Linked DNA regions of Homo sapiens: all the other regions are linked to region 2. The links are chromatin loops, found by intact Hi-C in ENCODE. Cell type or tissue: GM12878. All regions are shown on one strand. Region 1 overlaps AHR (aryl hydrocarbon receptor). Region 2 overlaps LINC02888 (long intergenic non-protein coding RNA 2888). Region 3 overlaps AHR (aryl hydrocarbon receptor).

The links. A loop is a pair of places that touch in the nucleus more often than their neighbours do. Peaks named below come from ENCODE experiments on the same cell type or tissue, not always from the same donor. Only the 100,000 strongest peaks of a DNase experiment are listed, where the experiment ranks them.
Region 1: it touches region 2 in a loop (1.9-fold over the local background); 3 of 110 quality-filtered maps call a loop at or near these places.
Region 3: it touches region 2 in a loop (3-fold over the local background); 3 of 110 quality-filtered maps call a loop at or near these places.

What each region holds. Positions count from the first base shown.
Region 1 is chr7:17,341,103-17,343,602 of GRCh38, reverse strand. It overlaps AHR (aryl hydrocarbon receptor), which reads right to left. Exons shown (of 11, transcript NM_001621.5): 11 at 1-682. The coding sequence ends at 539. Among named protein-coding and RNA genes, the nearest start is that of LINC02888, 33 kb to the left of the region's middle. In GM12878, no CTCF peak of the experiment used is centred here; no DNase peak of the experiment used is centred here.
Region 2 is chr7:17,401,614-17,404,113 of GRCh38, reverse strand. All of the region lies in intron 1 of LINC02888 (long intergenic non-protein coding RNA 2888), which reads right to left. Among named protein-coding and RNA genes, the nearest start is that of LINC02888, 28 kb to the right of the region's middle. In GM12878, no CTCF peak of the experiment used is centred here; DNase peaks (open chromatin) are centred at 1,063 and 1,673; H3K4me3 peaks cover 1,107 bases; H3K27ac peaks cover 1,867 bases.
Region 3 is chr7:17,303,473-17,305,972 of GRCh38, reverse strand. The region is part of intron 1 of AHR (aryl hydrocarbon receptor); the gene reads right to left. Among named protein-coding and RNA genes, the nearest start is that of AHR, 6.1 kb to the right of the region's middle. In GM12878, no CTCF peak of the experiment used is centred here; no DNase peak of the experiment used is centred here; H3K4me3 peaks cover 449 bases.

The DNA of each region.
Region 1 (2,500 bases), 61 kb after region 2:
TGAAACAGTGAAGGAGGAAAGCACTGAGATTATCTTTTTATAAAAAGCACCAAACCATTTATTTTAACATCTGAGATAAAAGCAGAGGTTAACATGATAGGAAAAACTAGTTTAGTTCTCTAACTTTGTATTTGGGGAACTAATAAGAATCCAGTAGCTCAAAACTCAAAGTATTTTATTTTTACTGTGACAGAAATAATTCAAATAGAGAATATTTTCTAATTTAAAAGAATCTTAGTTTCCCTGATAAAGTTTTGTATATTTTGTGGTGCCCAGAATAATGTGAAATGTAGACGGTACCTCACCACTCCGTGGCAGCACCCTTTCTATCTTGACTGTAGTATATGTAATTTTGATACCATTTTTAAACTCCCTTTTCTAAAAGCAAAAATTAAAATTTGGTTTGGAATAATTGTGAATAGCATGCATCAATGCCTCCATGTGAACTTGCTGACGTCCAACAGTGACAGTTTTATTTTTCCATAATCCTTCACAAACTAATTTAATCCAAAAACCAGGGTCAAAATTGGGCTTGGAATTACAGGAATCCACTGGATGTCAAATCAGGAAAAGGTCTGGCTTCTGACGGATGATGAAGTGGCTGAAGATGTGTGGTAGTCTGAGTGTTATTTATGTTATTTAATTCAGCTGGATATGTTTCATTTAAAACTCCATTCTGAAACTGAAAACAAAAATGGTGATGCAACTTATTGGAATAGATCTTCCAAGTATCTTAAGCCAGTAAATAACATTAACATGTATTTTTAAAATCTTACCCCTGAGAGTTGTAAACTTCAAGTTCCTTTACTGTTGCTAAATTTTAAATCTTTCACACAGTGAAGACATACTGAGGACATATTATGTATTAGTTGCATTTATAACCTGTTTTTCCATTAATTTGACAGGAAATTTTGAACATGGTACAGATGAGTGATGCAGCTGTCTCATTTCAGATTGCCTTTGGGTCAGGTAGGAATTGATGGGTCAAACAGCACAAGTCACAAATTACAGTTAAATATTCTCTATCATAAGTAGGTTTGCTTTGACCAGGTTTGAAGTTATAGGTATCAATGAATTGATTATATTCAGGAATCTTACACTGGAATGCAAAACTTTTCCAAAAAAGGCAGCTTCTGATTTTCTAAATGTTTCTAAATATTCCTAAAATATTACACCACAGGTATGATTTTCTTAACCGATTTCTTATTCATAATATACTTTTAATTAATGAATACTACTGAAAGCATAGTTCTAATTACAGAATCAAGTTACCAAAAGAAAATGCTCTGTCTTGTTTTCTTACACTGCAATGAATCTGGTTTCTATAACTGCTAGTAGAAAAAAGAAAAATAAAAAGGAAGGACATGAAGATGTATAGCTCTGTAGAGTTTTATAGATTACAGAGCCTTTATATTTTAGTTAGTGGACGTTCTGGAAACTTTAAAACAGATTAAAATCATATCCTTAATTGCTTCAAATAAAATCTACCTTTGTAAAGCCTACATAACTGGCTTCAGTAATCAAAATGTTAATTACTTCACAGATCCTCCAAAACATATATAAAATCTATAGTAAAAATCATATAACCTGTATCTTCAATGAATGGCAACACTGTAAATTCTTTAAATAAAAAGTTAGTATTACCTGGCCAGATAATGGTGAGTTTAAAATGATTTTTTCTCATTACTCATAACACAATTCATGTCACCATTCTCTTTAAACATACTGTACACAGCAGTGTAATCCAATAGAAATATAATGTGAGCCACATACAGAACTTAAATTTTTGGCTACAGTAGATTAAATAAAATACATTTCTAAAGTTAATTTTACCTGTTTCTTTTTACTTTTGTAATGCGGCTACTGAAAAAACTAATCATTTCAACATGAAATCAATAATAAAAGATGAGATATTTTACATTCTTTTTTCAAGCCAAGTCTTCAAAATCCAAAAATCCAATGTGTACTTCACACAGCACATCTCAATTTGGACTAGCCACATTTCAAGTGCTGAACAGCTACTCAGTGGCTCAATATTGAGTGTCTTAGCTCAATAACATGTACTCTGGAACATATGTAGGTCTATAGAATTATTTGGTTATTTACAAAGAAGCAGTGAAAAGTAGTGAGGGGAAAACACTGCAAAGAACTTATGTGGTACTCATGCAACTCCTTATTCAAAATGTAATTTTACAGAATTAACTTCTGTACAATTTGCTTTACTCAAGAGTAAAATATACTTTCATAGCAATTTTGTGAGACGGACTATAACTGAATATTATTCAATTTTAATATAATTGAAGGATGTAAGGAATAAGAAAAATTTTCACTGTCCTTTTCTATTAAAAAGCTCATATACGATTAGACAAGCAAAATGTATGAAAAAGCCAGAAAATACAATTAAAGATAAAGCTTCAGGTCATACTTTTAATTATTATACTCTAATACAGAGTAAACAGGGGTCAAGGAGCTTAATTTTAGTCAAGATATTCTTTAAAAC
Region 2 (2,500 bases):
GTGGAATCTCAAACAGCTGAATTCACAGTAGCAGAGAGTAGAATGGTGGTTATTAGGGGAAGGGGCTGGGAGAGAAGAAAGGGAAGGTGCTGGTCAAAGTGTATAAAATTTTAGGTATGTAGGGTGAATACATTCTAGAGATCTAATGTATAGCATAGTGACCATAGTTAGTAATACTATATTATATACATGAAATTTGATAGGAGAGTATATCTCAAGTATTCTCACCACACACATACACAAGGTAACTACCTGAGAAGATGGGTATGTTAATTAGCTAACGATAGCAGTCATTTAACTCTCTATATTAAAACATCCTGCTGTATACCTTAAATATATTCACTTTTTTTGAAACAGGGTCTCACTGTGCCACCCAGGCTAGAGTGCAATGGCACGATCAAAGCTCACTGTAGCCGTTATTTCCCAGGCTCAAGAGATTTCCCACCTCAGCGCTCCCAAGTAGCTGGGACCAAAGGCGTGCGCCACCACATTTGAGTTTTTTTTTTTTTTTTTTTTTTTTAAGTGGAGATGAAGTCTCGCTATGTTGCCCAGACTGGTCTCAAATTCCTGAGTTGAAGTGATCTTCTTGCCTCAGTCTCCCAAAGTGTTGGGATTACAGGCATGAGCCACCACACTTGGCCTGAAAATATTTTGAAAACTTTAAAAATAAAAAAAAAGAAGATAGCTTGGGGCCACCCTGAATATCGTTATGAGACTCACCTCTGTATGTTTTATAGTAAAATATTATTCATTTTACTCATAAATCATGTTCAAGTGATATTTGAGTGGAAATGTTTTTCTTTCAGCAAATTCAGAGGTAATATCAAGGAGCATGATCTGGAGAAGGCAGCGTGGGTCAAATACTAAAATCTGGACTTACTGTCTCAGCAGTTGGCAAGCAACCAAGGTGAAGCTAGTGCTGTGGAAAGTCCCCAAAGGACCAGAGCAGATATACTCAGTGTCCTTTACCTCTACAGCTCCGCATTTTCAAACTCCCCCACTTGTCCTTCAGTCCATCCTCTAAATACTGTTCTTTCTCAGCTTGTGTTCTCACTCATCATCTCTTCTCATGCCACCTGACCTCCTTATGTGAGGTTCTTGGCATCAGTCATCAGATTTACCCTGACAACTCCCACGGATACATGATTAGCTCTGATATCCACCGGGGTTTAAAGAACTGTTGCAAATTCTTCCTGATTACCTCCTCTTAAAGGCACCTCAAATTCAATGTGACTGAAACGGAGCTCTTCCCCTGTATATCAGCTGTCAGTTCTCATTGCTTCAGCACCTAGTAAATTCTCTCACCAGCTCACTCCTTTCAGACTACTCCATAAAATCAAGAAAAGCCTAAAATGGCCAAAAACTAACCTATCCTGCATAATCATCGCTTGTAATTTTGCCCACAACTTCAGTAGTTTGACGTAAAAGATGTTCCATTCTTTACCACTGAGTAAAGAAGTTAAAAATGTTCCGTAATTTCGAATTCCTCTTTGTTCTAAGACTTTACTCTCACCTCCGGGTTCACAGCTAAGCTCCCCCATGACTGATACCGCTGAAAGTCTTGTTTCAACAAAACATTCATGTATATGTAAAAAATAAATCATCTGACAAATTGAGAATTGCTCAATTTGAAAAACAGATTCAGTGATAAAGACAGAGGTCAATATTAAACCTATGAGTAAGGTAAAGAAATGGGCGGGAAGAAAAATAACCCCAAATCGTTGACTTCCCAGAACCCAGAGGCTAATAGGACTCTCACTTCCTGCTTGAGGTGAAAGCAAGCAAAGGCACCTCTGTTCCTATCTTGTCTTGGTCAAAAGATAAATATGAATTATTATTCTTTTCTTTTTTCATCAGTAAAGAACTTTCCATCACCCTTTTGGCAACTTTCTGCACCAGCCACTTCCCCCTCATAACTCCAGTCAACCGTTCTCACATCTGAGAAAAATAGGTGGAGGATATTTCCAGGAGCCTCTGTTGCTGAGGTTGCCCACAGTCAGGTAAAAGTGGGAGAAATTTCTGAACCACCAAAAACCTGTTCCTGAGAGACAGAAGTAGAAAAAACTTACACATATTTTTAAAAAAGAGAAGTTGAGGTGTAGGGGGATGGTGACTCAATAAAACTTCCTCCCATGATAAAATAAAGTAAAATAAAATAAAGTGAAAGTGTCTGCCACTACATTCTCAGAAGCCAAGCGTAGTCTTTTTATAGCCACCTCAGGGAGTATCTTCAGGATCTCCAAGCATTTAGATATTCCCAACTTCCACATATTTAGCACCTGGGGTGACAGGAAGGGTGTGTTCAACTCCATTAGCAGTATCCTTTGGAAAGGAAGCTGGGTGCACTCTTTCAGAACTGCTTAACATTTCCCTTTTAAAAAGATAGATCGGTAGAATTTAGTGAATTTTCCATATAGCTTAATTTCAATTCCATGTAAGAGCAAAATAACAAAATGGTCATATTTCTTTTATATTTGCTTTCTTCTTTTCTGAGCAGTTG
Region 3 (2,500 bases), 98 kb after region 2:
GCTGACTGCATGCCATGCTTCTGTTTAGAAGCCCTGCAAGCTTTAACTGCTGGTGGTAACAGGCCCAACAGTATGCCCAATGCCAGTCTGAATGCTATCTTGAAAGCCTTTTTAACATCTCCATCAAAAAAGTCTATGAGGTTCATCATTTGTAGCCAGTGTTTGAAGCAAAGCTGAAAAAATTAACCAAGTTTACTCATAAATATAACTGTTTTATATAATATTCATTATAAAACCTCAAAATGACATGCAAAGATATGGTTTCAGTAATCCTATGAGATCAAAGTGACGTTTTTTAACAAGAGATTGCCTCTCACAGTACTGAGTTTGCTCTATCGGATTTTTCCTCGGGGTGATTTAATCTACTCTTACTGCGTTGGTCTACTTACCCATAACTTGTTTATCTTTATTTCCAGTCCCTGTACCTGACCCTGTGCCCTTCCATTCAACATTCCCCTGGAGTTGGGCACCCGCTTCTCAGCACTATGGTGCTACTCTCCATCTAACAGCTAGGAAATCTGAAGTATTCCTCAATAAAATCCCCCTACCATACTACCTACACCCAATAAAGCCCAACTCTTAACCCCATTCATTCTTCATTTCCTTCCCCCAGCTTCAGTGCATCCGTATTTATCTCTGAATATAAATTTCAAATATTTACAATCATAAACTATGTGCTTAATGTAATGGAGGTGACACATAGCACAAATAGACCCCAACTTCATTGTCAGGCTGAACACAGCTGGATATTTTATTTCCCTATATGAGTCAAAAACATCTACAAAAACTTCTGAGAATTCTGGCTGGAAGCCACTTTTAATGAGTCAGAAGTCTTCTGCCACCCTCCTGCTGCTGCCCTATAATTGTGATGAGTTCTTTCCTTTCCCTTTTGTTTGCTATACCTGAGGAGAGATGATGAGATATAAACAGCATAGTTTCTAGCACAAGACATTAGCAGGGAAGATCAGGAAAATGAAATATGGCCTAGAAACCACTACTAGTTCCATAATCCTGGAAAACTCATTGTTTCCCCTCCCCCTTCTTCTACGCAAACACACATTTTTATTCCCCCTCGAACCCGCATAAAATGTATCTGCCTTACCAGAATCACTAAAACATTACCAAAAAAATTTTAAGTGGTAGTTAATTGTTAAATTAGTACATCTCAAATATGTACTAAGTGCATGGTACTGTACTGGGAAGCTCTGGTAGTTTCAAAGACAAATAATAGTCCTATCTTTAAAGACATTCTTTTTCCTACTAGGAGGAAATATATTTTATAACATGGCAAAATCAAGCATAATATATTGCTCAGTAACACAGGTGCTGCAAAAGAGTTCATGGAGATGTGGCATCTAAATCGGGTCTTAAATACAGGCAAGACACTTCTGTTTCTGTGACGGCAGAATATCTAGCTTTCTGCAACTACCCTTCTCTTCCAGAAAACCACACCAAAACAAGAAAAGCAGGAGCCAGAAACACAAACTCTGTCTCCGATGAACCTAAGTGACAGCTAAACCCAGATGCTAATAAACAGGAAGATGGTAGAAAAGAAATCAATAATAGCATAGAACAGGAAGGCAAATATAATCACAGTATATTACTTAGCTAAACAGTAAACAATATACAGTCAAAAATAATACAACACTAATGTGTATATAATCCAAAATTGTGATAAAATATATTGGGAGGATGCAGGAAGGTGAAAAAGGTTAAAGTGAGACAAGACAGCACTAAAATCCCTAACTACCACAGTAAGACATCAAAAGATAAGGCCTCACATGCTATACTTAAGATGTGCCACATATATAATTGACTTTTAAAATCTGCCAGTATTATTTAATAGGAATACATTTTAAAACAATATTTCAATAGAAAGAAGTAAAAAGAACAAACTAAAAGATGACTGAAAAATGTAAGACAAAACAAATGAATACGTAAAGGACACCCTAAGTAGAAAATCTGCAAATACAAGTGCTTCTCCTATACATAACCATGATCCCAACATATAACTTTAATTACCAACCACACTTTTGCCTATGAAATTGACAATAATATTTTTTAAGCAAAAATGCAAAGATATAGTCACATCCCCAGATTGATGATGGAATGTAATTAGTAAATTTTTCTTAATTTGATACTATCTCTTGGAGTGTACGATTTGGTTCAACCTTAAAACAACACATACTTTTCTATCCCAAAATTCCCTTACAGGAATTTTTTCCTAAAAAAATAAATTTGCATTAAAATTTACACGTCCCAAGGGTATTCTCTGAAATATTAAAGTATTAAATGGTTGGGAATAAAATTTCCTCCCAAAAGAAAAACAGTTAAAAAAATTATAGAATATTAGTACAACAGAGTATTATGCAGCCTTTAAAAACAATGTTTTAAAGAGGAAGGGAGGTGGGTAGCAAATCAATAAGACAGGAGAAAAGACTCTAAGAGGAAAGGACGTAAAAACACAAGTATGGGGATGAGCAAGTACAAATTATGTATG